7 separate regions of the Mus musculus genome follow, and regions 1, 2, 3, 4, 6 and 7 are each linked to region 5. Evidence: chromatin loops called from intact Hi-C (ENCODE). Cell type or tissue: left cerebral cortex. All regions are shown on one strand.

What was found. Peaks named below come from ENCODE experiments on the same cell type or tissue, not always from the same donor. Only the 100,000 strongest peaks of a DNase experiment are listed, where the experiment ranks them.
Region 1: a loop joins it to region 5, with 2.4 times the contacts of the local background. A loop is called at or near these places in 5 of 42 quality-filtered maps.
Region 2: it touches region 5 in a loop (8-fold over the local background); 2 of 42 quality-filtered maps call a loop at or near these places.
Region 3: it touches region 5 in a loop (4-fold over the local background); 3 of 42 quality-filtered maps call a loop at or near these places.
Region 4: a loop joins it to region 5, with 3 times the contacts of the local background. A loop is called at or near these places in 2 of 42 quality-filtered maps.
Region 6: a loop joins it to region 5, with 4 times the contacts of the local background. A loop is called at or near these places in 3 of 42 quality-filtered maps.
Region 7: a loop joins it to region 5, with 2.8 times the contacts of the local background. A loop is called at or near these places in 4 of 42 quality-filtered maps.

What each region holds. Positions count from the first base shown.
Region 1 is chr2:150,000,465-150,004,464 of GRCm38, forward strand. Syndig1 (synapse differentiation inducing 1) reads left to right here. Exons shown (of 4, transcript NM_001085521.2): 4 at 2,713-3,928. The coding sequence ends at 2,871. Among named protein-coding and RNA genes, the nearest start is that of Zfp120, 130 kb to the right of the region's middle. In left cerebral cortex, no CTCF peak of the experiment used is centred here; no DNase peak of the experiment used is centred here.
Region 2 is chr2:149,664,264-149,668,263 of GRCm38, forward strand. No RefSeq gene overlaps it. Among named protein-coding and RNA genes, the nearest start is that of Gm14133, 130 kb to the right of the region's middle. In left cerebral cortex, no CTCF peak of the experiment used is centred here; DNase peaks (open chromatin) are centred at 303 and 2,334; H3K27ac peaks cover 637 bases.
Region 3 is chr2:149,766,456-149,770,455 of GRCm38, forward strand. The region is part of intron 1 of Gm14133 (predicted gene 14133); the gene reads right to left. Among named protein-coding and RNA genes, the nearest start is that of Gm14133, 30 kb to the right of the region's middle. In left cerebral cortex, no CTCF peak of the experiment used is centred here; DNase peaks (open chromatin) are centred at 1,772 and 2,278; H3K27ac peaks cover 233 bases.
Region 4 is chr2:149,420,347-149,424,346 of GRCm38, forward strand. No RefSeq gene overlaps it. Among named protein-coding and RNA genes, the nearest start is that of Cst10, 17 kb to the left of the region's middle. In left cerebral cortex, a CTCF peak has its summit at 2,378 (motif pointing right); a DNase peak (open chromatin) is centred at 2,409.
Region 5 is chr2:149,830,117-149,834,116 of GRCm38, forward strand. It overlaps Syndig1 (synapse differentiation inducing 1), which reads left to right and starts at 667. Exons shown (of 4, transcript NM_001085521.2): 1 at 667-809. In left cerebral cortex, CTCF peaks have their summits at 1,718 and 1,921; DNase peaks (open chromatin) are centred at 283, 726, 1,115, 1,525 and 4 more places; H3K4me3 peaks cover 2,985 bases; H3K27ac peaks cover 2,807 bases.
Region 6 is chr2:150,022,108-150,026,107 of GRCm38, forward strand. No RefSeq gene overlaps it. Among named protein-coding and RNA genes, the nearest start is that of Zfp120, 110 kb to the right of the region's middle. In left cerebral cortex, a CTCF peak has its summit at 2,020 (motif pointing left); a DNase peak (open chromatin) is centred at 1,999.
Region 7 is chr2:150,014,476-150,018,475 of GRCm38, forward strand. No RefSeq gene overlaps it. Among named protein-coding and RNA genes, the nearest start is that of Zfp120, 120 kb to the right of the region's middle. In left cerebral cortex, no CTCF peak of the experiment used is centred here; a DNase peak (open chromatin) is centred at 2,111.

The DNA.
Region 1 (4,000 bases), 170 kb after region 5:
TTATCGATGGCCCACCAACATCACCACTACCACCTACGGGCATACTCTGGGTTTCCAGTTGACGACAGAGGACAAGGAAAATACAGACCCTGGTCTATAATAAGTACTCACAAGTTCAACCCTTATGAGATAGAGAAGTGGCACTCAGGAGATTCTCTGGAAATTTCCTGGTTAGATAAATAGGTTCACCCTCCTCTCTGGGCTTCCTCTGCCTCCCCTCCTCTGTCCTAGCACAGGCTTACCAGGCTGGGATAAGACCAGACAGTGGCAAGCTCTGCAGCTTGCTGATGTCCCAGGGCTGTTTGGGGTTAATGCCAAGAAGGGCAATTACAGTGAATGATGTTATAGGGCATTGGAGTGTTTGGGAGTATTGCTAGATAAAATGAAACCCAGCTAATTATAGCTTAATTAATTAATTACTGCTGTCCTTAGAGGCTTCTCATTTGAAATTCCCCCCAGCTCTGCGTCACAAAAATCCTTGTCCACCGTTAGCTTCCAAGCTCAGTGCCAAGACAAGAAATGAAGGAAGAAATTTTTTAAAACCTAGCTGTAAAAATAATTTTTAAATTCCAAGTTTTTCTTTCCCAGTCCCAGTTCCCAGAATGATGACTCTGAGACTAATAAGTTACTATTAAATGCCTAGATCATAAACTTTGGCTCATTCCCTGACTAGCTCTTAACATATTTAACCATTCAATCCATTCTATGTCTACCACCTGGTTGGTTACCTTTCCTTCAGTCCTGGCCCACATCTTTCAATTATTCCTTCTAGTCTCCTCTGCATCCCCTCGGTGTCTCTAAGTTCCTCTACCTGCTGGTGTTCATCCTTCTCCTCAGGCTGTCTCCCAGTCTTCTCTCCCTCATTTTGTCCGCTGATTCTCCCATTGTGTCTCCCTTTATTCTCAAGATATTCCCCCAGAACCCTCTCATCTTGCCAGTGTCCCACCTCCTATTTCCTGCCTCAGCTCATTGGCCATCAGCTTTTCTCTCTCTACATCTAGCTTTCAAGATTCAGAAGTCAGTATCCAGAGAAGACATTCAGAGGCAGATGTGAGTTCTTATGAACACATCATAGATTTTCCATCTCACTAAATCAGAATCAGGACATTGTGAAAAATGAAAACTCACAAGTTATCTCCAAGTCTGACCACCTAAGGCTCATGGCATGTGTTATTATTTTTAGGTTAAGTGAATAGTATGGTCTCTTGTACTTACATATAATGCAGAAATATAGCAGATTTACCCTGAAAAGGGGAGCCACTGAGAAACTACAGATTTTTTTAGGGATGATTATGAATGTGAGTTAGGGAAATCCGTAGAACAGTGGGCTCTACTTTTACACTGACCAGAGTGTCCTCTGCTACAAAGATTTAATCTTCCTGGGCATCACTGAGAGCTACAGAGGATCATGTGTCTTGGCAACATTCATTCCACTAGCCCATGAGCCATGTGACTCAGCCATTTCCCTCCATAATGCTACAAATTAAACCAACATCACTCCACTTCCTGAATCAAGGAGTGTGTGTAGTTTAGTAAAGTGTGTCCCAGCCAGCCAGCAAAATCTGAACACAAAGACGCATGTTCCTCAGCAGTTCTAGTTCTCAGGGGGCTTCTAGAACTGACTTAGAGGTCCTTCAGTACTTACACGGGCTTCTGAGGTCAACTCTGGGATTTTTCCTAGCCTCAAGACACCCATTATAGAGATAGCTCTGTAGCTACATCTCCAGACAAGAAGAAGGACTATGTTTTACATAGTGATTTCTTATAACAAAACAAAACCTTTTCCAGCGTTCTTATGGAGATTAATGAGACCTACCTACAATAGCCAACTTCCCTCCCTTGGCTAGTGAATCTAGTCTTAACTTCAGAGAATGACAAGGAAGGGAGGAGCTAGAAAAAACTGCTTCAAAACACTAACTCTGAGCCAATGCCTACTCTCTATATTACTTTTTACCTCATGACCCCAAGAAGTGTAAATCTAACTAACCCCCTGCCTCATTATATAACCAAATACTCAAGCACAAAGATGAAGGCCTTATTCAGAATACTTTCACCAGCAGATGAATGTCACCAGTCCTAGCTATGGTACGGGTGGGGACAGTCAGGAATCAAGGGTGCCATAGCACTCCAAAGAGAGGTGCCTCAAGGCTTCTGGGATACAGTTAACAATATCACACACTAATTTTCTCTCTTGGAAACGAGAAATAGTTTCCTTCTCCATGCTTTATTGGGTTATAGGAGTTGAAAATGTGCTTTAGAAATTGTTTTCCTAGTGAAAATAATAGCATTGTTGAGTAGGAAGGACTGCACTAGAGATGAGAGCCACACCCATCTCTGATACATCTATTGTTCCTAAGACCCATGTGGCGTCACATTAGTGGTCTGTCCTGGATAGTTCAAGACATGACTTTCTTGAAACATGAGAGAAGGAGGACTTGCCATGTGGGGAGCAGTGACAAACACCAACGCTCCATTTATTTATTCATTTATTTATTTATTTATTTATTCATTTATTCATTTATTCATGTTAGAGCTTACCTGGAGTCTAATCTTTATGAGAATAAATCCTGTTCCCCTGTGTCCTGGCCTGTATTTGTGGAACCTGTCTGTAATCCAGTAAAGTTAAACACTGGGAACAAGACCAGCAGAGCTCTCTACTCGCCATTCTTTCTAACTTGTTCACTCTCTTCTTTTCCTCTTCTAACTCTCCAGACAAACAAAGCTGTGGCCAAAGGAGACTTCCATCAGGCCAGCACCAGCTCTCGGAGGGCCCTGTTCCTGGCAGTCCTGTCCATTACTATTGGAACTGGCATCTATGTGGGTGTGGCTGTTGCCCTCATTGCCTACCTCTCCAAAAACAACCACCTGTGAGCTTCCCAAATGCTGGCATGAAGGAGGGGGAGTCAAGCCAGCTGTACGAGGGCAGAGAAGAGACACCTGTGTGTTACTGTACAGTACAAGTGATTGCCAAACAACTCCATGATGCCCTGGAATCTTCTACTCCTGGAGTTCTTTCATTTTTATCCTTCAACTTCATCTTCAGCACTGTGCAGAGCACCAGGCAGCCAGCGTTGCCGATTCTTCCACATGGAAGTTCCAAAGATTCCATCCCAGTGGCTGACCCTGAATGAATTCTATTGGATGGATGACAACCCAGCTCTGCAGCCTGCCAGTGCCTGGACCAACACCCCATTAGCAATATACAAACAGTTAAAATATGTTTATTTTTTATGGAATATGGTGCAATAGGCAGAATGCAAGAGACATGTCACCACTAGCTTGTGGCCCGCTTAAATCCTCTATGTGTACCCCATCTTTGTGGCTTCCTTGTCAGAAACAAGTGGGGCTGAGAAGGGAAAGAAAGCACCTGCTGGGAGATCTTCTGTCTCTGTCCACAGATGGATCCTGCCTGAGAATGCAGAATTAGAGGAGCATAACGCCTGACCTGGCCCTGCTCAGTCCCAGCACGCTGCCCCAGCTTGGAGCATCAGGCTTCTTGCAGATACCCAGCAATACACATTTGTGGGGCCTCACTAATCTTAAAGGAGAAGAAGCCACAGCTCCTCGTAAAAACAAACCCAGTGTTTTCCCCCAGGAGCCTGGGGGAAAGGAGCTGTGAAGACACACCAGATGTTTAACTCCTGGACACTCATCCTGGCCATGAACACCACTGATGTTGGAGATCCTGGAAATGAGATGGGCCTTACTCTGTCCACTAAATGAATGGCTATTTTCTTGTCATTTTTAAAGTGCAACTCTTGCTTCATGCTGCTTCAGTTGCCAGATGAATGCTGAGAAATAAGTAATCACAGATGTTTTAATACCATGTCACTGCTGTTTTACGAGTGTTCATTATTTAACAAAAATTATCTTTTAGCTTGTTTGCTTACGACTTTTCTTTCTGATGAATGGTGATGTTTGGACTCTGCTTTCATGATTTACTTCATGCTTTCCTGGAGGAAGAGCCAGCCAGCATGCAGAAACTGTGGTTGGGTGGCCT
Region 2 (4,000 bases), 170 kb before region 5:
TAATACTTTGCAGAATTGCCTTTTCACACCTTTGCCTACCTGGTTGACTTTATAGTGATGATTTATAAGAGTTTTTTAATGTATTACATTTATAAATCTTTCATCATATATATGACTTATCATATATAGCTTAATTTCCAGTGGGAAGTCCATTATCTTTCTAAAAATCTAAACTGACCTCTCCTGTGCTGACTGGGCAATGTATGTACATGTATGCATGGTAGAAATCTCTCTTTCATTTTGCTTATCTCTTGTCCCATTTATTTATGTGGAAGTCCAGGAAGGCAGTGAGTCAAGCCTGTGTGGGTGGTAGAGAACAGATGAATGTGTTAGGACAGAAGCTTGACACAAATTATGACTATTCCCATCCACAAGTCCCAGAGGACTTGATAAGTATATTGAAATTCCTCAAGCTCTACAATAGGAGAGCAAGGCTTTCTAGAATGAATAAAAGGGCCTCAGGGTTCAGCTTCCTGTTTACTTCTAGAGAAAAAAAAATATGTTGTATGATTTCTAGATAATTACCAGAAACCTCAGAAATAAAATAATGTTGTTAAATGAATTTATGTAGGTTGGCTTGGAATTAACAACCCTGCTGCCTCAATCTCCCACTTGCGAGGATTGCATAAATGCACCACTACACGTGGGACAATCAATGCATTGCTTGTAAGTGAAAGAAAGATGGTCCTTAATAAACAGAGACACATTTTTTTCTGTGTTGTGAATGCATCATTCAATAAAATTACTGACAAAGTGCAAACAACCTTTTATGGAGTACCTAGGAGCAGCACTACAAAACATTTCTGTTTGTGCAGTGAAGTAAATTTAGTGAATGGGACAGACTGTTGAGAAAAGATGGGTAGTATTTGGGAAATGATGAAAACTGAGGCTGTTGGGCAAAGAAGCAACTAACAAGAGATGTAAAGTCTAAATAAATATGAGAATAACCATAGCAATTCCAGTAGGAACTTTGAGAAGATTAGAAGATAGAACAGAATGGAAGAGAGGACAAGGGTGATTCTGCATGAAGCGGCAGAGTTCAGACCTCCTAAGAATGATACTTGAGTCCAAGAGAGGTATGGCTGAATCCACAGCTGAAGACTGTGGAGGGTTAATGGTGCCTCTGCCTCTCAGAAATTCTTGTAAAACCTACTTTATTAAAGTCAGTTGGTCATTGTTCTAACTGGCATTGTAGTCTATTCCAGCTGCTCTGCTGAGTATTTCAGAGAAATGTGTCTCTTAATATTCTTACAAGCCACATAAACAAGACAGCATTTAAGTTTCTATCTTAAAGGCAACTGGGCAACAGTAGCACCTAAAGTCAGATGGGTCTTATAGAGCTCTGCACTAATCCTTTCAGCCTTCTCTTATTCTTTGGAACAATTACTGTCTATCCATGTATCCACGTGCATACTGGAGATAGAGCTCCATCTGAATTCCATAAACAGGAACTCTAGTCTAGGAGTAAGACTATATGGTCGCTAACGATCTGCCTTTAAAGGAGCTGCTTAATTTCTGGAAGCCTTAGATACTTCTGTCAGAGGAAGATGAGAAAACATCTGACCTCACTGTGTCACCTTGGGGACTCACAGTGACAACCACGTAAAATTCAGGCCATGACATTCCTGTAAACCCACACACCATGAATGCCACTTTTGTGACTACCATTATTATTAACAGTTATCAGTGTTCTGCTTATCAGTTATCCTCTTGACCAAGTCAGGATGAAGATGAAGGCTGTCTGTCTCCATGTGCAGATCACTAGGCTCACAATATTAAATTAATTTGCTTGGGGCTTCAAGGGTAAGGTTGTTTTTATTGCTTTTGTTGTTGAGGTTTTGTTTGTTTTGTTATTGCTGCTACTGCCATGTTGTTGTTGTTGTTGTTGTTGTTGTTGTTGTTGTTGTTGTTGTTTTAGAATAAGATGTATTACTGTCTCTGGATCACCACGGAAAGCATACAGGTAGCATTGGATCTTGTTTCTGAGTTCTGTGAATACCCTGTGGTTGCAAGAAATGCTTTCCCTGTCCTGGCTAAGAGGATGTTTCCTTTTCTTCTAAATTCTGAGTAGGGTCAAGTATTCCAGAAAGCTTCATTTCAGAATTCCAGACTATTAGCCACAGAAGACCTCAGACCTCCTTATTAAAGGTCAAGATACTTTGTCCTTCTTTCCTCTGGGTGAGCATCACTCACTTGTCAGGATCAAAATTCTTCCCAGAATAGATATGTGATGCATACAAACTCTATGTAACAGAAGAAAAGGGAGGCGGGGAGACAAGACAGATTCTGAGAGGGGCTGGTAGAGAAGCACTGCTGCCAAGAGCACTTTGAGTCATCTGTCTCATTCTGCGCTCCCTGTAAAGGAGCTTGGCTGCAGGAGCTACGGCTTTTGCATATCAATGTAGGCCTGGAAATGTGAGGCAGAAATGAGTTGAAGAAACAGAGTGCAAAACACAGAGAGGGAAAGATCAACTGTGATCCTGAGAAAATCCTTACCTTACACCAAATTTGATAGGGTGTCTTCATTGAAGGAAACACAGAAACCAAGGAAGGCAGTATCTGTGCTCAGTTTCTGGGGCTGCTGCTGACTTAAGAGTATATGTGCCCATCAGATATGATGCCAGCATGGGACTTAGGCGAGACAGGAGATCACCCACACAGTACCAGTGGCCACAAAACCACACATCTTATAAAAGTACTTGATAGTCATGATCATCTTGTCCAATCAACATATCATGTTAAAATCCAACAAGAACTTGGATATTTCCAGGTAATGTGTACAAATATAAATTCAACTTCAGTTAAGTCCCAATCCAAATTGGAGTAATCAATTTGGGGGGTTAACATTCTAATAGGTTGTAGTATTTTGCTGTATATTTAATTTGCAATTACCCACTGATGATGCTGTGTGTTTCTACTGGGCTTATTTAAAATCTGTATATCATACAGGTGCTATAGCCATTCAGATCTTTTTTTTTTTCATAAAAAGACAGTGTGTGTGTGTGTGTGTGTGTGTGTGTGTGTGTGTAAGAGAGAGAGAGACAGACAGACAGACAGAAATGAAGACAGAGAGACAGAGACACAGAGACAGAGAGACAGAGAATATACACACGTGTGTGCAGAGGCCTGAAGAGGGCAATCATTTGGAGCTGGAGTTACATGTGATTGTATGCCATCAAATATGTGGGTTTGGGGAGCTGAGCTCAGGTCTTTTTGTGAGTGCTGCTAACCACTGAACCATCTCTCCAGCCCACTTATCCACAGTTTTCAATTAGGAATTTGTTATCTACTGATGGATTTACAAGTTCTTTCTGTATTTGAATACACACTCTTTATGAAATTTATGCCTTGTATATATTTTCTCCTGGTTTGTGATTTGTCTTTCTGGTCTCTCAATGGTATCTTTCACAGAACAGAGTCAATCACTTTAATAAAGTCAATATATCAAGTTTTCTTTCACACATAGTTTGGGTGTTGTATTTGAAGATTCATCATCCAACACACTGCATAGATTTTTCTGCTGTGATTTCTTCTGGAAGTATTATACCTTTGCATTTTGGATTTAGGTGTACAATCAATCTTCAGTAAATATTTGTGTATATTTGTATCTATGTGGTCTGGGTATATTTTCTAGTTTTCTTTTATAATGCACATTTACATTCCCAAAAGCCATTGTTAAAGACTCTCTTTGTTGAATCTTCTTTGCTCCTTTACTGAATAATCATCAGCTGAAAGTACTGTGTGGGTCTATGCCTAGCAAATGTGTCGTTAACAGGTACTTCCTGTGTGCATGAGAGACAGATGTAGAGGGGTGTGTGTGTGTGTGTATGAGAGAGAGAGAGAGAGAGAGAGAGAGAGAGAGAGAGAGAGAGAGAGAACATAAGCACATGTGTATCACAGTATCAAGACCAGAGGCTAATTATAAATGTATCTATTGCTCGCCACCTTATTTTTAAGACTGTGTCTCTCATTGAACCTATGGTTTATTAATTCAGCTGAG
Region 3 (4,000 bases), 64 kb before region 5:
GTAAATAAATCATCAAGAATGAGTATATGAAACCTCTCTGGAAATCAGTCTGGTGGTTCCTCAGAAAATTGGACATAGTATTAACTGAGGACCCAGCTATACCACTTCTGGGCATATACCCAAAAGGTGGTCTAACATATGACAAGTAGACATGCTCCACTATGTTCATAGCTGCCTTATTTATAAGAGCCAGAAGTTGGAAAGAACCCAGATGTCCTTCAACAGAGGAATGGATATAGAAAATGTGGAACATTTACATAATGGAGTACTATGCAGCTATTAAAAACAATGACTTCATGAAATCCTTAGGCCAATGGATGGAACTAGAAAATATCATGCTAAGTGTGGTAACCTGATCACAAAAGAACACACATAGTATGCACTCACTGATAAATGGATATTAGCCCAAAAGCTCAAAACACCCAAAATACAGTTCACAGACCATATGAAGCTCAAGAAGAAGGAAGACCAATGTGTGGATACTTTAGTTCTTCTTAGAAAGGGGAACAAAATATTCATGGGAGCAAATATGGAGACAAAGTGTGGAGCAGAGCCTGAAGCAAAGACCATCCAGAGACTGCCCCATCTGGGGATCTATCCCATAAATAGGCACCAAAGCCAGATACTACTGTGGAAACCAAGAAGTGCTTGCTGACAGGAGCCTGACATAGCTGTGTCCTGAGAGACTCTGCCAGAGTGTGACAAATACAGAAGCTGATGCTCACAGCCAACTATTGGACTGACTATGAGTTCCCCAGTGGAGGAGTTAGAGAAAGGATTGAAGGAGCTGGAGGGGTTTGTAACCCCATAGGAGAAACAACAATATGAACCAACCAGACCCCCCAGAACTCCCAGGGACTAAGCCACCAACCAAACACTACACATGGAGCGACCCATGGCTCCAGCCTCAAATGTAGCAGAGGGTGACTTTGTCAGACATCAATGGGAGGAGAGGCCCTTGGTCCTATAGAGGCTTGGTGTCCCAGGGTAAAGGAATGCCAGGACAGGGAAGCATAAGTGGGTAGATGGGTGGGGGAACACCCTCATAGAAGCAGGGGGAGGAGGTATAGGATAGAGGGGGTTTCTGGAGGGGAAACTAGAAAAGAAGATAACATTTGAAATGTAAATAAAGAAAATATCTAATAAAAATAAATCAATCAATAAATATTATTTTAAAAAATTGGTTTACAAGTCAAAAAAAGAATAAACATATTACACATTTGACTACTTTTTAAGAACAGTTGGGTTCTAGCACTGCTGTAAATATGTAATCTGGCTCTTCTACAAATCCCCATGTAATAATGGCTGTCCTTTTTCAATGTTTGACTTATTCCTTCATGAAAATTATCCTCATTTTGTCTTAATTGCAAGGTTTCTATAATCAATCCTTTCTTTCTTCTTTCCTTCCTTCCTTTCTTTCCTCCTTTGTGGTCTATGACAGCAATAAATGTTCTTTAACCAGTTTCACCTCTTTTTAACCATGAAACAATGACATTACAAAACCTGCCATAGACTGGTACCTTGACACACATTGCTTTCAACATGGCCCTCAAACATGACTGAACAACCTCCTGAGTCTCAGCTTCAATCCAATTTTCTCTTGGTCTAACTTTTCTTCAAAGACATATGAGAAGGATCTAGAGTGAGAAGTTTATTTGGAGATATCCTAGAAAGGCAGACAAGGGGGAAGACAAAGTGAAGGGAAGCAGAGACTTTAAAGCCAAGAGACAAGATGGTATGAGTCATGATGAAGACAACTGAGGTCCAACCCACTGGGAACCTTCTGTGAGGTCCTCTGAATGTTCTGTCTGAAGGACAAAAGTCTGGGATATTTACCAGTGACTCATCTGCTGCTGATTGGGGGTGTATTAGACCATTGGCATTCCTAGAATGCCCTGTGGGGAGGTGAGCATCCTGACACAGGGCTGGATGATCCCCTAGGACGTGGCCTACTGTGGTGCAGGTATGAGAAAGGTGCTTCTCTTTTTCATTGGAGCTGAGATCTGCTGTTACTTAAAGACAACTCAGAGCATTGGCTATTGGTGGGGGTAGAGAGGTCCCACAAGAGCATAAACAGAGATAACATCAACATCTAGCCACATCCAACTGTGCACAGCTTGGAGTAGAAAACACCCATTGAAGCTACTGGAGCCATCTGGTGAAGAAAATGCCTCACACTCACACATCCCACTGAATGAACCAAATTACTCCAGAACAAATAAAGAAAGCTGGCATACTGTCTCCCAAGCCTTTACTTGTCATATATATATTTGCTCAGAAAGCATCTGCACCCCAGACAGCACCCACACTTACTTCTCATCCTAGTTAGCAACATTCGCACCACACCCAGAGCTTGCCATAACAGTGCCAGAAAGCAGCAGCCTCCCTCACTCCTCCGTGTCACAGGCAACAAAATGGAATTCTGCCCTAAGCTGCACTCACTGGGGCTGAAAATATTTTTTTAATGCCAAAAATTAATTTGAACACTTTTCAATGTTCATCATAAGGGATTTTCATCTTGATTTTAAAACTAGAATATTCATGGGTGTTGGCAACTCCACTTGGCTGTTTTATTCATTCTTTGACATTGAAATGTTAACTGTTTTGGAGAATAAACTCATACCTAAGAAAACCAAACTACTTCTATTAAAATAAAACTCTTTGGGAATGACTGAGCAGAAGCAGATGTGATGGGCAGTGCTGACTCCATCCACTGGCAAAGGGAAGATCCCCAACCCAAAATACAAGAGCTCCTTGGTAAGATCCAAGAGGGGGCAGGGGAGGAGAGAGGGAGAGAGGAAAAGGGAGAGAGAAGGAGAGAAAGGGAGAGAGGGAGAGAGAGGGGGAGAAAGAGGGAGAGAGGGAGAGAGAGAGGGAGAGAAGCCAGAGTGAGGTCTGGCTATGAGTCAGCTGCACACCTTCCTGGAGCATGAGTGGTCCAGACAGAATGCACCATGCACCTTGGAAGAGGCACATAGGAACCACCTTGAAAATACAGTTCAGTTTCTGTTATCCATGTGATGGTATTTCCAGACCCCAGCATCTAGCCCCAAAATACTACTCTGTGTTGTAAGGCCCTGTCCCTTAACCACCCACCTGGATCTAGATCTACTTTGGCTCATGTGTTACCCTTGCTCAATAGCTTCAATGCCACTCTCCCAACAGGATACCCTCCAAAGCTTCCAACTTTATTCCTGTAGTCTCTCTGCCAGCTTAGGTTAAAAAAATACTCTCAAATCAGATGTAAGAACAATATAAAAGCCTGTTATGATCTCATAGATTAGTATCAAACTGGTTATCCATCAGTGTCATGTGGGCATCATTTGTTGAGGATAGAGGGAAAGACAAATTCTGTATGCATTGGTGATTTCAACTGTGGTTGCCAAGTAGAACTATTAGGGGCGCTTTAAATATTCCTGATACTAAGAATTAATACCAGGAATATATAAAGAACTCAGAAGTCTATATGAGAAACACTTAAATGCAAATGGTCAATAAATAGGTAAACAATGTTCAACCTCATTAGCCATCAGAGACATGCAAAAGCAAAATACATTGAGCTTCTACCTAACTCCATTGAGAATTTCAGTCATAACGAAACCAAATAAACAGTGCTTGAAGGATCCAGAAAAGGGGAAGGCTTGTACTTACACACTGCTAGTAGGAATATGAACTAGACCAACTGCTACAGAAAATTCTCCAATACCTTCCAAACCTACAATTATGCCCCAGGTTTACTGCTCCTAGATATTTACTCAAAGAGTTCCATCCAGGTCAAAAAGCACAGAGATATTTTCATGTTAATATTTATCACAGCACTATTCACAACAGATTAGTTATAGAAATGATCTAGGTGTTCAAAGTTAGAAGAATAGCATTCAGAGAATGTGGTGTTTTGTTCCATCTTAAATCACAGAGTTATGTCATTTTCAGAAAAATGTATGCAGCTAAAGATAAACATATTAGGCAAATTAAGTCAGCCTCAGAAAGATAAACACCA
Region 4 (4,000 bases), 410 kb before region 5:
TGGATGCTTACAGTCAGCTATTGGATGGATCACAGGGCTCCCAATGGAGGAGCTAGAGAAAGTACCCAAGGAGCTAAAGGGATCTGCAACCCTATAGGTGGAACAACATTATGAACTAACCAGTATCCCGGAGCTCTTGACTCTAGCTGCATATGTATCAAAAGATGGCCTAGTCAGCCATCACTGGAAAGAGAGGCCCATTGGACATGCAAACTTTACATGCCCCAGTACTGGGGAATGCCAGGGCCAAAAAAAATGGGAATGGGTGGGTAGGGAAGTCGGGGGAGTGTATGGGGGACTTTTGGGATAGCATTGGAAATGTAATTGGGAAAAATATGTAATAAAAAATATTAAAAAAAGACTGATCTCTGTGATTGCAACTCCTTAGACCCTTTTCACCTTGAGTTCAGCTGGCATCTTATATCATCCCAGATCATAAAATGGTCTGTCACACCTATATGCAAGACAGTAGAGAAAGCAGTCATGCAAGCATATCCATGAAAGCATTCTGTTTAGTGCTTGTTTCCACATGTATGCTCTTCTACATATGAACAAATGTGACATTGTAGAAAGTGTTCACAGATTTTCTCCTAGGCATTGATTTCCAACTGCAACTGGAACTTAATTTATTCTGTTTCTAACTTGACCTGAGGGTTTTATATTTTATTTGGAGACAGATTCCCAAGCAGTAAAAACATTTACACACAAAAGCATCTCTCTCTCTCTCTCTCTCTCTCTCTCTCTCTCTCTCTCTCTCTCTCTCTCTCTCTCTCTCTCTCTGTCTCTCTGTCTCTCTCTCTCCCTCCCCCCCCCCGGCACTGTGAACACTAGATTAGATTGAGAAACAATAGAATACAACACTTACAACAATGGCTGCAGACAGGTAGGGAAGGCCAGAACTGTACCTCATTTTGGGACTCTGAAACACCTGGGGAGAGTGACTTGCTGCCCTTCTCCAGTAATGCACAGTTTAATCTATGGAGAGGTTCTATATCCACTAGTTCTTTTTCAGCTTCAATCAGGCTCTAAAGTCAGCATAACTTCGTATGCTTGGACCCATGGTGGCTCCTCTGCCCACTTGCTTCTTGCCACCCTTCCACCCTGTAAGGGTCACATGTCTTTTTATGCAGCCAAAGAGAATAGGAGATTGACTCTAAGAAGCCAAATAAAAGCCCAGCTATTGTAGTAAAAAGAATGATTTAACTCCTTCTCCTCAACGACAAACTAGGTAGTATAACACAACCATCCATATCCCAAAAGCAAGATAAGCAAAAGGAGGAGTGAGAAGAGTTGGAGGAGTTGGACAGGAAGTGGGTGTTAGAGGAAAAAGATGAGGAGAAGTAGGAAAGCAATATTTGAGGAAGGACTTCTTTCCTGTAGGTAACTACTTACTAACCACAGCAGCTCTTCCCCCAGTTCTGATGATTCTTGAAATTTATTTTTTTTGTCTTCAATGACATAATGTGTTACTGTCATAGCTCCGTTAGTACTATAACCAGCTTTCTGGGTAAATCATTGTATCAATTGCATTACAATATTTTAGGTCAGAAGGTAAATCTGACCCCTGTACCTTTTTGAATGACTTTTTATCATGGGTCAGTGTGGAGGGCACTTCACGAACTCAAAAGGATTGTTTAAGCAAAATTCGTGATCTCTCTTCAGAGAATAGAAAGCCAGTTCTGATGATAACGATGACACACAGACATACATGAAGAGAAAACACTCATGCCCGTAAATTTTTTGGAAAAAAAAAATTAAGAAAGTAAAGAACTGAGAAAGCTTCCAGAGTACTAGTTGCTGGGTGGTCTCTGATTTGGAGATGAGTTGATGTCCATTAAGTTCACTGTTCCTCTGAAGAGAACTGGCCATTCCAAGTGACTGGAAAATGGGCAGATAACCTTGGAGACGAAGGAAGCAATGTTTGTTTACGTTAGCATCTTACCATCCCTCCATAATGAGAAATGTTTCAGAGAAACGGCAGGTGACATGGTAGGAGTGTTTCTAAAGAAAAGAAATTATCAGGGAGTTCTGGAGCAGAGGGAGGGAAAACTGCTGTCTGGTGTTTTGCATGAGATAAGTTAATTTCAATAACGATGTTGATAATAAAAATAATAATATCAAGTCTGTAGACTTTAGCTCTCCCAGTCTATCTTAAAACATATTTGCCACAAGCTCAGAAGGAAGCAGCAGTGATTTCAATACCTGTGAAGAAGTTTGTTTATGCCATTGACTGACTGGAAATGTCTAAAGGAACATGTATTGAAGGCACAGTAGACCCAGCAAGGTATACGTATGTTCTATATAGGTTTTAAAACATTCATTTACTTAAAGCCTCAGGTTATGAGAATCTAAATTACTGGCCTTGGAGAAAGATGTTTATATTCATAAGCCCACTGGGTGGCAGCATCCTCACGCTTATTTTAAAGCCTGGCATTGAGGACAGCATGAGGACACTAAGACTAACTTGCATGAGAGAGAGCTTCTTCACCCCTCCCCCCCCCCCCCCGTTCCATCCCCCCCCCCCAACACACACACACACACACACACACACACACACAGAAGTTGTTACTGTCATGCTGGCTCACGTTCCTGTTTCAGTGAGTTTCTGATGGTGACATTCTCTTATAAGATTTTTTTTAGAGCCATCTGACAAAACCTTACTCTAGAGAACTCATTCTTCTCTCCCAAAACCCAGCACATAGAAGTGTTGACCTAAAACCTCTTCACATTTATGATCTGTTTTGAGAGATTTAAGGTGAGGTAGGTATCAAAATTATAATGTCACTATAATTAAAAACATCATATAGAAGAGTAGTAAGGAAAATTAAGATAAATCATATCTTAGAATCAATGCACAAAATATAAGTTCAGTCATCAACCTGAGGGGAATTGGTAGAATTAAAAGGTTCATATGCTCAGGTGGGTAATCTTGAGATCTTAAACTGTCTTAAGTCATCATTAATAAGGTCAATAAAAAGCACAAATTTTTAAAAATCAAATTTTAATCTTAGGGTGTGACTTGAGTAAATAACAAGTTAAAATGACCACCCAGGTCCCAAATCTGTGAATTTGTAACTCTTCACACACTCAACAGGGTTTCTTTAAAGCAAAACAGAACAACAAAACAAAAATCTTAAAAGATCTTCTTTTTTTAATGATCCTCAAAATTCCAAAGAAATAACAACTGCTAAGCCTGACTATAGATTCTCACACGCCCCCAAAGAACAGAACTTCCAGCAGCTACTGCTCTCCTAGAATCTTCACAGGTACACATGAACAGGTAGGTATAGACACAGTGAAGACAAGAGACTCACTCTTGTTTCTGGAAAACAACAACCTGAATATGCCTGCCATGTTACCATGACATCACATAGATGTATTGGAGGCATGTCAGGAGGTTTGACTCTAACATGTTCCCCTGAGCTGAGGGATATTGTTTGAGTATTCACTGGAGCATGGGGCAGGTACAGTAAGAAAGAACTGATGGTCTGACTTCTGTGGTTCTCTTAAATAGCAAAATTGATAATTTCACTTGCTGAGCTAACATATAAGGGTACCTTCTCAGAAGACCCTGGATTCAGACCGGTCTGCAGAGAATGAGTTACTGTGCATTGTGCCTTAACAGAGCAAAGACACAGTTTCTATCTTTGATTAAAGGAAGGGGTAAGGGGTATCTGAAATCATGTACCCTGCATGCAGCCCAGACAGAAAGACTGTGAAAGAAACATCTTCTCTGGTTTTGAAAGAAAGGTACTCCTCTGCCTTGAGTTTCTCCCAACTCCCCAGCACAAAAACAGAATATTGTGCTATGCAGCACCCTGCTTATTGGGGGCATGAGTTGAGCAAACCCTGATTTATGAAATCTAAGTGTGAGTCTTCCTATTTCATGGATCATGTGATGCTGTCATCAACTTCCTACAGTCAGTAAATTGGCTAATCATAATAAGTCACATGTTGTATAATGTGCTTACTTCAACCTAAACACAAATCAAGAGAGAAT
Region 5 (4,000 bases):
GGGGCCACCCGCAGTGCACCTACAATGGTGTTGGTCCGAGCTACAGGCTTGAGTCCCAGAGTACCGATTTCAGGCTGGTCTCTGTCTTTATTCCTTCTGCTGGTCAGGACGTGGGTCTTTCTCTGAACCTACAGTGTCCAGAGAAACCTTCTGAACCTCAAGTCGACCTGGAGCCTGGGAGGTCTTTTAGGACCAAGGGAAGCCACCGTTTCCACAGTCGGCGGCTAATTCTTGTCCTCCTAGTTCCCAGTGGCAGTCCCCCTTCCCCCATCTCAGTCGCCCCAACGTTTCCAGACACTAGCCCCCGGCCACCCGCCAGCCGCTATCACTGGCGAGGGCACAGCTAGCCTGGAGCAAAGTTAGTGGCCACCTTCGTGTGCTGCCGCTCTCTCTCCCCCTCCTCTTCCTCACGGCCACCTTCTCCCGGGGACCGCGGCCGCATACTCTTGCACACAAGTCGCCAGGCTCCGCGAGACCAAAGAGTGGAACGGCACATCCCGGGTCACCCCTAGTTCAGCCCGCGCCCTTTGTGCTCCTAGGGGCCAAGAGGACCGGGTTCTGGAAGGGTGGCGCCGCAGCCCTGTGTTCGGCTCTCGGGAACTGTGTGCTCGGGGCAGCCCAGGGCGCTGGCAGTGATCCAAGGAGGGGAGCGGCGGGGGAAGCTGCGCGCAGGGGAGGGCAGAGGCGGAGAGCCACGAGCCCAGAAGCAGAGGCGGGCTCCGCACCGCCCCGCGCCCCTCACGCTTCCCGGCTCTCGAGACGCGCGGGCGGCCGCCTGGGCGCACCAGCCGGGTCACCTTGTCCCGGAGGTAAGTCCCGAGCACCAGAGCTGCGCGGGAGGACCCCGGGCCACCGGAGTGGGCGGGTGTGGCGGGCGCGAGAGGATGCCCTGGCGCAGGCGGGTGTCCTGCTCCGCCTCGCAGCGCGCAGACCAGGCGGCGGTGATGGTGTGCCGGCCGCGGTAAGTCCTGAAGGGTCGCAGTGGCCGGACTAGGGAGACACAGTGTCGCCCCGAGAGAGGGGAGATGGCGCCTGACGGGGAAGATGCAGAGAGGACAGGAACTGGTAATACCGGCCCAGGGTGCGACTTGGCGCCTTGCCACCTTGGGTACCCAGGCGGCGTGAAGGGGCTGCTGTGCGACGTCGGTTAGAGCTAGTGCGTCTGTGTCTTGAGTTCGGCAAAGCCAGGCTGCTGGGGGCCAGGCCGGTGTACTGGAACACCTAGATGATACCGACCAGTCCCTGGAGCTACCTAGCTGAGTCCAAGAGGGGCTGGCGAGAAAGGCATCCGCGGAGGTGGCAGTCAGTGAGGTCCACATGGGACAGGAAAGCAAAGGGCCGAGGGGAAAGAGAATGTAGAGTTCCAGAGCATCAGGATTGGGGTGGGTGGGTGCACAATCGGTTACCTGAGCGGAAGACCGGACTTCTAGAACCCTTCACCTCCATCCAAAACGAGACCGGTTTTTATGAGCTGTCCGGTCCCTGGCAGCGCGACAGTCTGCAGCCTCGGAGCCGCCAGTCCTGGCGCCGAGATGGGCGCAAGCAGATGCGATTAAAGGGTTCAGATTCTAATTTTGTTGTCTCTGGGCGTGATTTCTACACTTCATTCGTGTCCTCTCTGTAAATACTGGAGAGAGTGGAGCATCCATGGAGTTGGACACTTTTCTTAAGAAAGAAGGGCTTTGGGCATGTGCCTGTTTTGTTGGACCCTAGCGGTGTGGTGGAGGAACCTTCAGTTGAGCTTTGGGCAAGTAGGATAAGGGTTGGTTGGCTTTACTAAAGGACCACAAGAAGGGGTCTTCTGGTATTCCTCATTTTCTGTGGGGTGTTCTGCTAGCAGAAGCGCAGGCACACGGTGCCTCAGACTTAAGGTGCGCACCACACTCCTGCGGTGTTTGATGTGGAGGTGGCGCCTCTGCGCTGCGGGCAAGAACTGGGTTGCCTGTGTCTTTCATAGTCTCACCAGGGTTTTTGGTGCAGCAAACAGTGGTCTCAGTTTAGCTGTTTGGGGGACGTAGGGGTCTGACAAATACCTAGGGGCTGTTTTTCTGTTTAGAATCAGGCAGCGGGACATGCATCTCTAGGGCCCTCTTCTGCAGAGCCGCGAGGTGGTAACCATCAGGCTGCGAACTGCGCAGACCTGCAGCTTGAGCGGTGTGGGGGATGGAGGGGGGGACGGTGCAGGGGGTAACAACCTCCTAACATATCTCAGAGCCTGTGGATTTTTCTTTGTCAAGGTGTCTGCAGCTTGGGTGTTTGCAGAGAAGTGGTTTCAAAGAGGGGAAAGGGGGTCCTGATAAAAGTGTCTGTAGCCTGGTGTCTGTTTGGAGGAGGGGAGAAGCTGAGGGGAATTTTCAGAGAAGTTGCTCATGCCTTTGACCGCCGTTTCGAAGTTTTAGACCACAGGTGCGGGGCCTGTGGATGTGTGAGAAAGCATCTTTCTTTCCTCTTTGCTTCCTTCTCTCGCACCTAGGAACACTTTAGCCTTTTGCTGGGACAAGCTTGTCTCTGTAAGTGATCAGATGCCCTTCTCACCCTGCCCCCACTGCCTGCCCCTGCAGAGAGGACTCATAGTAAATTAGCTGCCCCTTTTCAGTGAGAGAGGGTACTGTGGTACCAGGGAAGAGGGAGCAGGAAGGAAGCACTTCAAACTTTCCTATTACAGAAATCTTCAATGATATGGAAAGGTAGAGAGATGCCCTTGGCCTTGGCCGCCTCCTCCTTGTTTCTCAGAGTCCTGGAGGCCTTGTTTGGGAAAGACTTCAAAATCTATTCCCAAAAGGATGACTGAGGGGAGGAATATTCGGTGATTCCACATTATACAAATAAATCATAGCATCATTTGGTGTCTGTAAGCCTATACAATTATGAATGTATGAATGTATCCAACAAAGCAAATGTATTGGTTAAAATAATAAATTATATTGCTGTTAAATTGTATTTTTAAAATGAGCTAGAAAAGTAATATGTTTACATACGGGTTTTTCGTGAGTGCTTCATTTTGATTTTAACTTTAAAAAGAAAAAAAATAATTTCTAGCTGACTTTACCTGTCTGCACATGGTCCTGTCTCTGAGAATGATGGCAGTTTATTGCAAGCTGGCCTGGCCATCATAATAATTCGTGTGTGTTTTGTTTCTATGCTGGATTGGATCCCAGGGCCTCACCACAAATGCTAAACATTGCTATACCACTGAGCTACATTCTGGATTCAAAATATGACTGTTACTAATGATCTCAGTAGAGCACAGATGATGTTCATACAAGGAAAGATATTCCTCTCCTCATTTATATCGCAGGGGGGAAAAAAGATAGCCCGCTACTTTTATTGGAAGAACAAGTAGACCATTGCTGGAGGAAAGACAATTACAATTACTGAGGAAAACTGGCCTTTTAAATGTGCTATACCTGTCTACCTGGGGTCTGAGCAAGATTTTAGTTGACTAGTTCCTTCAAGAACAACAAAATAATTTTTTTTAAAAAAATGGTAAAATCTTTAAACCTCAATTTGTAAATTATAAGCAATTAATTTCTTCCTCATTTAACAGTGACCTGGAAGGGCTGCAATGGACTGAACTTGTCCTTCATATTTGCCTCCTCAAATGAGTCTTATTTGCTAGGGAGCAATTGCTTATGTAAATTGTCTGCTGCTGTTGTTGGCAAGGCTCACTGAGAGTGCTGCATGCTCCAGGGGTTCATTAGGAAACCTACGTGGGCATTCCTGTCTCACTTACTGGATCCTAGGAGGCGGTGTGTGTGTGTGTGTGTGTGTGTGTGTGTGTGTGTGTGTGCCATGCCTGCTGGGATTTGGTACCCAGTGTGATTTTAGTACTATAGAGAGGTGTGCCACACCCCAGAGAAGGCTAGGAGAGTTAGCAGGAGGAATGCCTTCCCTTGCAGAGCCCCTTAGTGTACCTCTAAATTTTCTTTGAGATAAAAGCTATTCCTAAAAAAAAATGTCAGTGGTGTTCCTAGAGTTGGGTAGACTTTGAAATACCTTT
Region 6 (4,000 bases), 190 kb after region 5:
ACCTGATTGTACACATTGAGATTTCTCTAGGTTTTTTTTGTTTTTGTTTTGTTGTTGTTGTTGTTGTTGTTGTTTTGGTTTTTTTTTTTTTTTAGCTTGCCAAAGAAGGGGAGCACTTTCTGGAACACTTATTTAACTTCATTCCTCTTCCTTTTTTGGGGGGGGGGGTGGAATATCCCTAGCACAGTGCCACAAACAACTGCCATCCTTGGAGGAAGATAGTTCATAATTCCTGTCAGGTAAGAAAGACACAGGGTTACCAAAGATTGGACAAAAGGTTAGAGTGCTGGAAAGGAGACCCAGAAACACATCCAGAAGTCAGGTATGGAGGACTTGGTACAACAGGTAAGGAAAAGGAATTCAGGATAAAACTCAAAAGGGAAATGGAAGAAGGGGCCAGGGCTGCTTGCAGGGACAGACTTTGCTGAAGGCATGTGAAGAAATGATTCTTGCCAGGACATTTGGGGTGAAAAAAAGCTACCTGTCAACAAAGACATAATATATTGGGCTCTTTAATGAATATACATAACCTTTTGTATTTGGGATTGTGGACCTTTAAGATCCTTTGGCTCTAGCAGCTAGTATTGTCTCAATTGAGATGGGCTCAAGACAGCCACAGAGATTCCTTTGAAGTTTTCTACAAGAATTCTGCTTCCAGAGCCTAGTCATGGCACAATTAAAGCATATGCCTTGCTACAAAAACAAACTCTAAGCTTACAGTTCTCAGCCCCAGGCTCAAAATGCTTTCTCTAGCCCCAAGCCACAGACATATGGACATGCAACAGTCCAACCCTAGAGATCTAGCCTCTCTACATGAGTATCCAACCATATGTTGCCTTAATCTTAGATATTAGGGCTAACAGACCTACATGGCTTCATGGAACAAACTCTGAAAACAATACAGTAAGCCTCTGTGCCTTTAATGAGGAGGACAAGAACAGAAGGACAATAACTTCACTCACAGAGGCTTGCCACCCCACAGATGTTACTTGATGTACATCGTAGCCAAGAATACCTTCCCTACTACAACAGCTGGTGCAGAAATACTGCACATCTGTGTTGATGCCTGAGTCATCCGTATGTGGTGGCACAAGTCAATAGGATTCACTTCTACGTGGTTCCCCCTACTGTGGTAAGGGAAAGTGTTTGGCTAAGGTGTCTTGACTGAAATCTACTCCACTAAGGCATGGTCCCTAACTTTCTCCCCTCCCACCAGTACCACCACCAGCAGCAGCAGCAGCAGCAGCAACTTTTAAGGGTAAGTAAAGAGAAGCATGCCTCTACTACAGCAACCTTTATATATAAGGCCCAACATTAGAAGCGTATGATATAGGTTAGGATCCAATTCTGCTCCAAAATGGGGAATACTGGCTCATCAACCCAACTGTTCTGTGTGGCCTGAGGGAAATACACACCAATTCCAAATTTACCTGAAAACAGACTCATATCTTACTTTCTTGGCACATTTTTGAGACACTAGATGACACAAAGCACAACTCAACTTAATACACTGGCATAAAACTACCCAATACCATAAACCTCTTTGCCAGACCTGAAGCCTGGACAGTCAAAAACAAGCTTGTATGAGCTCTCTGAGCCTATTTTTCTTCTTCCTTTTTATTTAGTTCCTTCTGCCCTCACCTTACCTGGCAGTGTTTCAAGGTACAGATGTGGCAGAAACTGGGAACAAAGCTTACCAGACGACTCATTCTCATCATGGTTCATAGTCATGGAGACCTCCAGTGACTTTTGGAATGTGGCAGGAGGAAAAGATGCCAAGATTGCTTGTGGTAACTGCTATGGGTACCCAGGGCTCACAGCACAGTCACGCACTGCCTGAATTAGACCTGGACATACGGAGCTAATGTGGAAGACAGAGGCCTGTGACCATAGCAACCCTCACCAGGAGCCCCATTTGAGGATGATTAAGACACATTTGCATTAATTAAGCATCCACATGTCTGTGTTGTCCAGGCAGGACAAAGGTCTACAGAGCCTCTCTCTAGCCTTTGTTGCCCTCTACTGGGCTTCAGGAAAGTCTGCTATATACAGGAAATCTAGCCCAGCAGGCAGATTTCTGACTCTGCTCCTTGAATACTCCCAGCTGTCTTTGTGAGCAGTCAGCACTTTGCATGCATATCATCTGTAATACTGTCCAACTGCTGCTTTACCTTCAAACTCACTAGGGGCTCATCATGTAGCTGTCTAACCTCCAACACCACAAACCACTCCTCTGTTTGAACTCTATCATCTGTTGTGGAAAAGGCAGAGTGAGTCACAATTTGTGACATGCAAGGACATGTGACGTTCTGCAACTAGGAACAAAAATTAACTAAAAAAACAAAACAAAACAAAACAAAACAAAACACACAAAAAAAAACCCAAAACAAAACCAAACAAATCAGGTCTCAGAGACATCTTCCAAACAATTGTGAGCTTGGTGTTTGCAGGGAAGTGAACTGGGTGCCAGGGAGAGAAGAAGATACCAAGGAAGGAGGTAGGTCCCTGCCAGCTGAGCCTGGCTTTCCCAGAAGAACCTTACACTCCAACACAAGTTTATCCCTGAAAGTCACCTTTGGCTCCAACAGAGCAAGTCTTACTGGAAGAAGTGGGTTCAGAGATGTGAATACTTAAGTGCAGAAAGGAACACTCTACCATGAAGAACACAAGATGGACTAGATCCTAGGCACAGGGAAGCCCCCCTCTAGGCCCCCAGACTATAGCTTCCCCTCATAAACATCATCTTACTATGTATCCATGCCACAAAAGAACTCTAACACCCTGTTAGCCTCCTTGGCATGGCATGATCTGGTGTTTCCTAAAGATAATACTCAGTCTTCCAGTGCCATTTATGAGTCTAGGGAATACAGGAAGCTATTCCAAGGCTGGGTGGACTGAGTGACAGCAACTTTTATTTGTATATCTTCCCAAATTCATGATCTATGCTTTCCTTTAGGGATAATGCATAAGAGCAACCCCTTAACAGCCTAGCATCCTGAAATGGAGTTCCAGACCCTCATGCCATCCTCCCAGGCAGGTAGTTTGAGTAGTGAGAGCTCATCATGACATAATCAGAGATGTCTAGAATGCCCTGTTAGTACTGACCAGGTGGACAACATAACAACTACTCCCAGCCTCTTCCTCTGGATTTCTGTAGTGTTTGTTTTCAGAAAGTTACTACAGGCTTCCAGAAGGGAGACCAACCCTCGTGGAAGTCTGACTTCCAGAAGGAAGAAGTCCCCCAAGGTATAGAGTCAGAAAAGTCCTGCAGGGGTCAGAGCTACACTCATAGGTGTTGGTCTTTGGCACAGGAAGTCCTTTGGCTAAGGGAAGAAGGTAAAAGGCACAACAACCCTTGCTGGGGCTCAGCCTTTTTGATACAGCCTGATGAAAGATCCTCTTAACTTTTATGTTGCTGATTCTTCAGTTTGTTGCCATTGGCTGAATGATCCAATCTTCTTTACCTACTACTGGAAACTCCAATTACCACTCATGTCTTGGACATGAAGAAAGTCAATGGGTCATAGACCCTCCATGAACCTTGCAATAACTTAGCTTCTTGGGGAACCTTCTTCCTTGCGATTTTCCCCAATCCCAGCATTCTACTGTCACAGGGTATGTCCCTATGTGTCCAACTGGTATTAGCCCTGATGTCACCTTCACCAAAGAATGTTGCCAATCACAACCTTTAAAGGCAGCTGACCAAGGTATATCTACCCCTGTGTTATCACATTGCAATTCTCTGCTGTCCCTGGAAAAGGCTGTCTGTGTCTCCTGAACTCAAGTGGAGTGTATAACATGACCATCCAACCTATCAGCATACACGGCTTATGGACCTTTTGCTGGGCACTCGGCTTCTTGGGGTCAGGGATACCACAAGACAACACTACAATCTGTTCTGGATACAAACCTCTGACCTTCTTAGTCATGAGTGTTGTAAATATCCTTGACTAAATCAGGGTTTGGGGTGGGTTATCATGCAGTCACAATATCTAAAACA
Region 7 (4,000 bases), 180 kb after region 5:
TAAAGGGCTCATGGGCAAAAAACAGCCAGTTCTGAAAATGGTTGTATCACACATAAAAACATGGAGAATCAAAGACCAATTACAGAAGTGAATGCCTCCCTACTCCAGTATGCACATATTATTATAAATACTGGGATTATGAACATGGTATAATCATAATTCAGTCAGATCATTTTTTTACCAGGATGTGTGGGCTCCCACTGGGCCTCTTTTCTTCCCATCCTTGGACTTCCAGACTCCTCAGTGTTCCACACCTTTCTTTGCCCCATTCCTATATTGCACAGGTACCTTATATGCAGGAACATGCCCATAAATATATGTCATTATAGACATTTCCATGAAGATTCCAGGATCCAAACCAGACCCCCTGTCTCTTCCCTCTTTGCTCTGGCCCAAATGGGTCTGCATGTACTCATACCATATATGTTGCTTATCAAAGTTAGACTATTAATCTTGCCTTGGGGACAAAAAACTGCTTTAAGAAAAAAAGGAACAAACAAGCAAACAAACAGTGGACATCAGCTATGCAAGGTTCAGAGCTGCAACAGTGAGTAAAACCCACATGGCACAGGTAACCTATGCTATGATCCATGTAAACCTGGTTCAAAGCAAGAAACAGCAAGTATGAAGTATGCGCAGGTGAAAAAGTAGTAACATGAGACCAAAGAATACCACACACACTTCAAGGAGGTGGTAGTTCTGTCCGAGAGGAGGCATGAGGCTGGCAGGCAACAGAAGCATGACTGGAATGCTGTCAAAATCCAGCTCTTGGGATGAGTGGAGTTCACACTACTTCTAATCATTTTAAAGTGTGTGCATTCACCATACACAATGTCTTTTGCATGTGTGTATGTGGGTTGTGCTTATGCATGTGTATGTTCATATTTGTACATATTTGTACATGTGTGCACATTGTATGTGTACCCCATTTGTACCCATGTGTGTGTGTGTGTGTGTGTGTGTATGTGTGTGTAGACCAGTGCTTGAACTCAGGTTCTCCTCAGTTGTTCTCTGATTACTTACTGAAGCAGGGTTTTTCTGCTGAACTCAGAGCTCAAAGATTCTTCTAGTTGACCTACCCAGCTTGCTTCAGGAATCCCCTGCCTTCACCTCTTAAATGCTGGGATTCTATCAGGGAGACTATGCCTATCTAGCTTGAATGTGGGTGCTGAGGATTCAAACTCTGGTCTTCATACTTATGCATTAAGCACTTTATCTAGTAAGCCATGTATCCAGCTTAATACACATTTCATACATGCATGTGCATGTACACACAGGCAAAGGCACAGTGCACACCATATGAGTGAGGTTCATGTGTGTGTGTGGATGTGTGTGTGTGTGTGTGTGTATGGTATGGGTGTTCATAGTCTTTTCATTTAGTATGAGCTAGGAACTTTTATATATCTCTGTTCTCAAGTCCCAGCAATCTCCATGTTTTTTTTTCTTTTCTTTTCATTGTAATGCAGCAGCTTGAGACATAAAATTTAAGGTCAGCAGACATGAACGGCAAAGTCCCATTCACCAACATAATCACACATCTCTGAGCCTCGCTTTCTTCATCTTCAAAGTAGGAGAGGCAAACACCTGGTACAGTAGCACTGTAAAATGACAGGACAGACAGGCATAATATAGGGGCTCCTGAGGAACAGCAGTGACAGTTATAGTGTATGTGTGATTCTCATTCCCAGCCCTATAGCATGGCTGCCCACAACTCTGCAACTCCCTCTGTACTTGACTTACTTTGGGGAAAAGATGTGTAAGGCATATGTACTTAGATCTGATTAAATCTGATCCCATTAATAATGCCCTTATGAAATATGCATGTGGGAAAGCTATTTTTACATTCGACAAGGAAACTGAGGCACTCGAAGTTCAGGTGTGGATTCTACACCACAATACTGCTTCTCTTCTCACAAAGGAGCAATACAGACCCCCAAAGGCTGCTGCCCACATATGCAAATATCAGCACAGCTACAAAAGGGAAAGACCCAGTTCAAATGTTCAGCCAAGGGCATCCAGCCCCTGCTGCTCATCAGTTCCCCAGAGCTGCTGTCAGCCTTTTAGAGATTCTGGCGGCTGCTACCAGGGAACTGGAGAAACTGCTGTACTGAGAAAAATGTGCGCTTGAAAGAAGAAACCTCTTCTTGGAAGAATTTTGGTTCACAACACAGCTGTGCCGACCTTCCTTTCATCTCCAGAAAGTCACATAGGTGCATGGTACTTCCCTGAGGTTCCTGCTGCAGGGTAGGACTCAATGTCTACAATGGCTGTGGTTGCAGCAGTAGTTCCCATTACCTACTCTAGTGAGCTGGAAAAATATTGATGACACGAGAAAACCAAGCAGGGTTGGGAAGGTCAATTCTTGTGTTAGAGACATGTTAGGAGGGGGAGGAAAGAAAAGAAAAATGAAGCCCTGGGTAGCTGCCCCTGCAGCTCCCTTTATGGATTTGGTTCCAGTGGTTTGCTTGAGAGACAATCCCAGGAAGCACAGGGGAAGTGGTGTGAGGCCCCAAAAGGGCTGAAGCTAGGAGAGGCTGCCTGTAAAATCAGGCAATGGCCATGAATAGATGAGGTTTACCTCACCAGGGACCCTGAGGGCCTATAGGCCACACCCCCAAGACCCACTGTAGGAAGGTGGGGCAGTTGTCCACCGCTCTTGGCTAGAGCAGCTCCCTGGGTCTTGCTGGCTTAATTGTGTGTCTGGCTGTCCTTCATCATTTGCAGAGACAGGGTAGGAAGGGGTAGAAATGAGGGACTCATCAGCCTTTTCAGAATAAGAGCCCAAGGAGTACAGCAGGATTGGCTTCTTTTTCTCGGAGAAGCCTGGACAGGAAACAAACATGGTTTAACATATTGCTTCATTTTTCTAGCTTTAATCTCACTAACACCCATTTGAAAGAGTGAGCAGAAGATGGCATCTCTTTTCCCTGCCCCCACCCCTTACCATCATATTTGGAGGGCCGGGAGACATCACAGATAGGCAGAGGCCAGAGCCAGACTAATGAGACCTGGAGGTGTCACGGATGCTGAACACACACCAGACCTCAGAACCATTTTTTGGAATCCTTTGCCACTTCTTGGTGCCATGACAGCACCCAGCTTCCACTCTCTGGGAACAGAGGCTGCCAAGCCGACTCCTTTCTGTGGAGCTTTTAAAGAACACATTTTTTTAAAACTTCCTACCTATCTTTCTCCTTTACTGTGAGCCCAAGACTGTACAATTGCAAGAGTTTAAACAATATACACTGATAAGTAAAAACCACCATAGGCAACGACAGTTCATTAACATAACCCACATACTTGAAGGTGTGGAGGAAGCCCTGGGAGAGTGAAGTCCTAAGTGAATGTACATTGTTGACTTGGGCACAGCCATAACAAAGACCAAGGCATTGGACCCATGGCAAATTGGCAAAGCTATCCTTACATGGGCCATGCCTAAAGTTTTAAAACCTTCTTTTCCTCTAGTCTAACTACAAGTTTTACAGACAATTGATCAGTGTGTACAAACACTAGCAACTGAATCTTCTTCCTTCTCCTATATGTTAACTGTCTGAGACTGGTTGTCTACAGAGACTAGACATTCCTGCCCCAGTGCTGTACAAAATAAACATGCTGAGGTTGGGGGTATGTTAGTAGGTGCCACTCCATCCAACTTCATACGCCCAACCTGACCCCAGCTTTTCTGTATGTATGTATGCCTGTCCTTTCTTTATTCTTTTGTCACCCTTCATCAAAATTTCAGGACCCAAGCCATGCAGAATATAGCAGCTTATGTTCCTTGGAGCCACTGCCTGCCCCACCCACCCTCCATGAGAGCTACTGGTCATTATTCTTATGCTTATTTCTGTAATAAGAAAGCTATATGAACAAGTCATGGGAAGTAAGCCAGAAAGGAGCTCTCCTCTATGGAATGGTACCTCTAAAGGTATTCCAGAGTACCACATGACCAGTATTAGAGACTATGTAGGCTTTTGAGTCTGGCGTTCCACAACCTACCTTC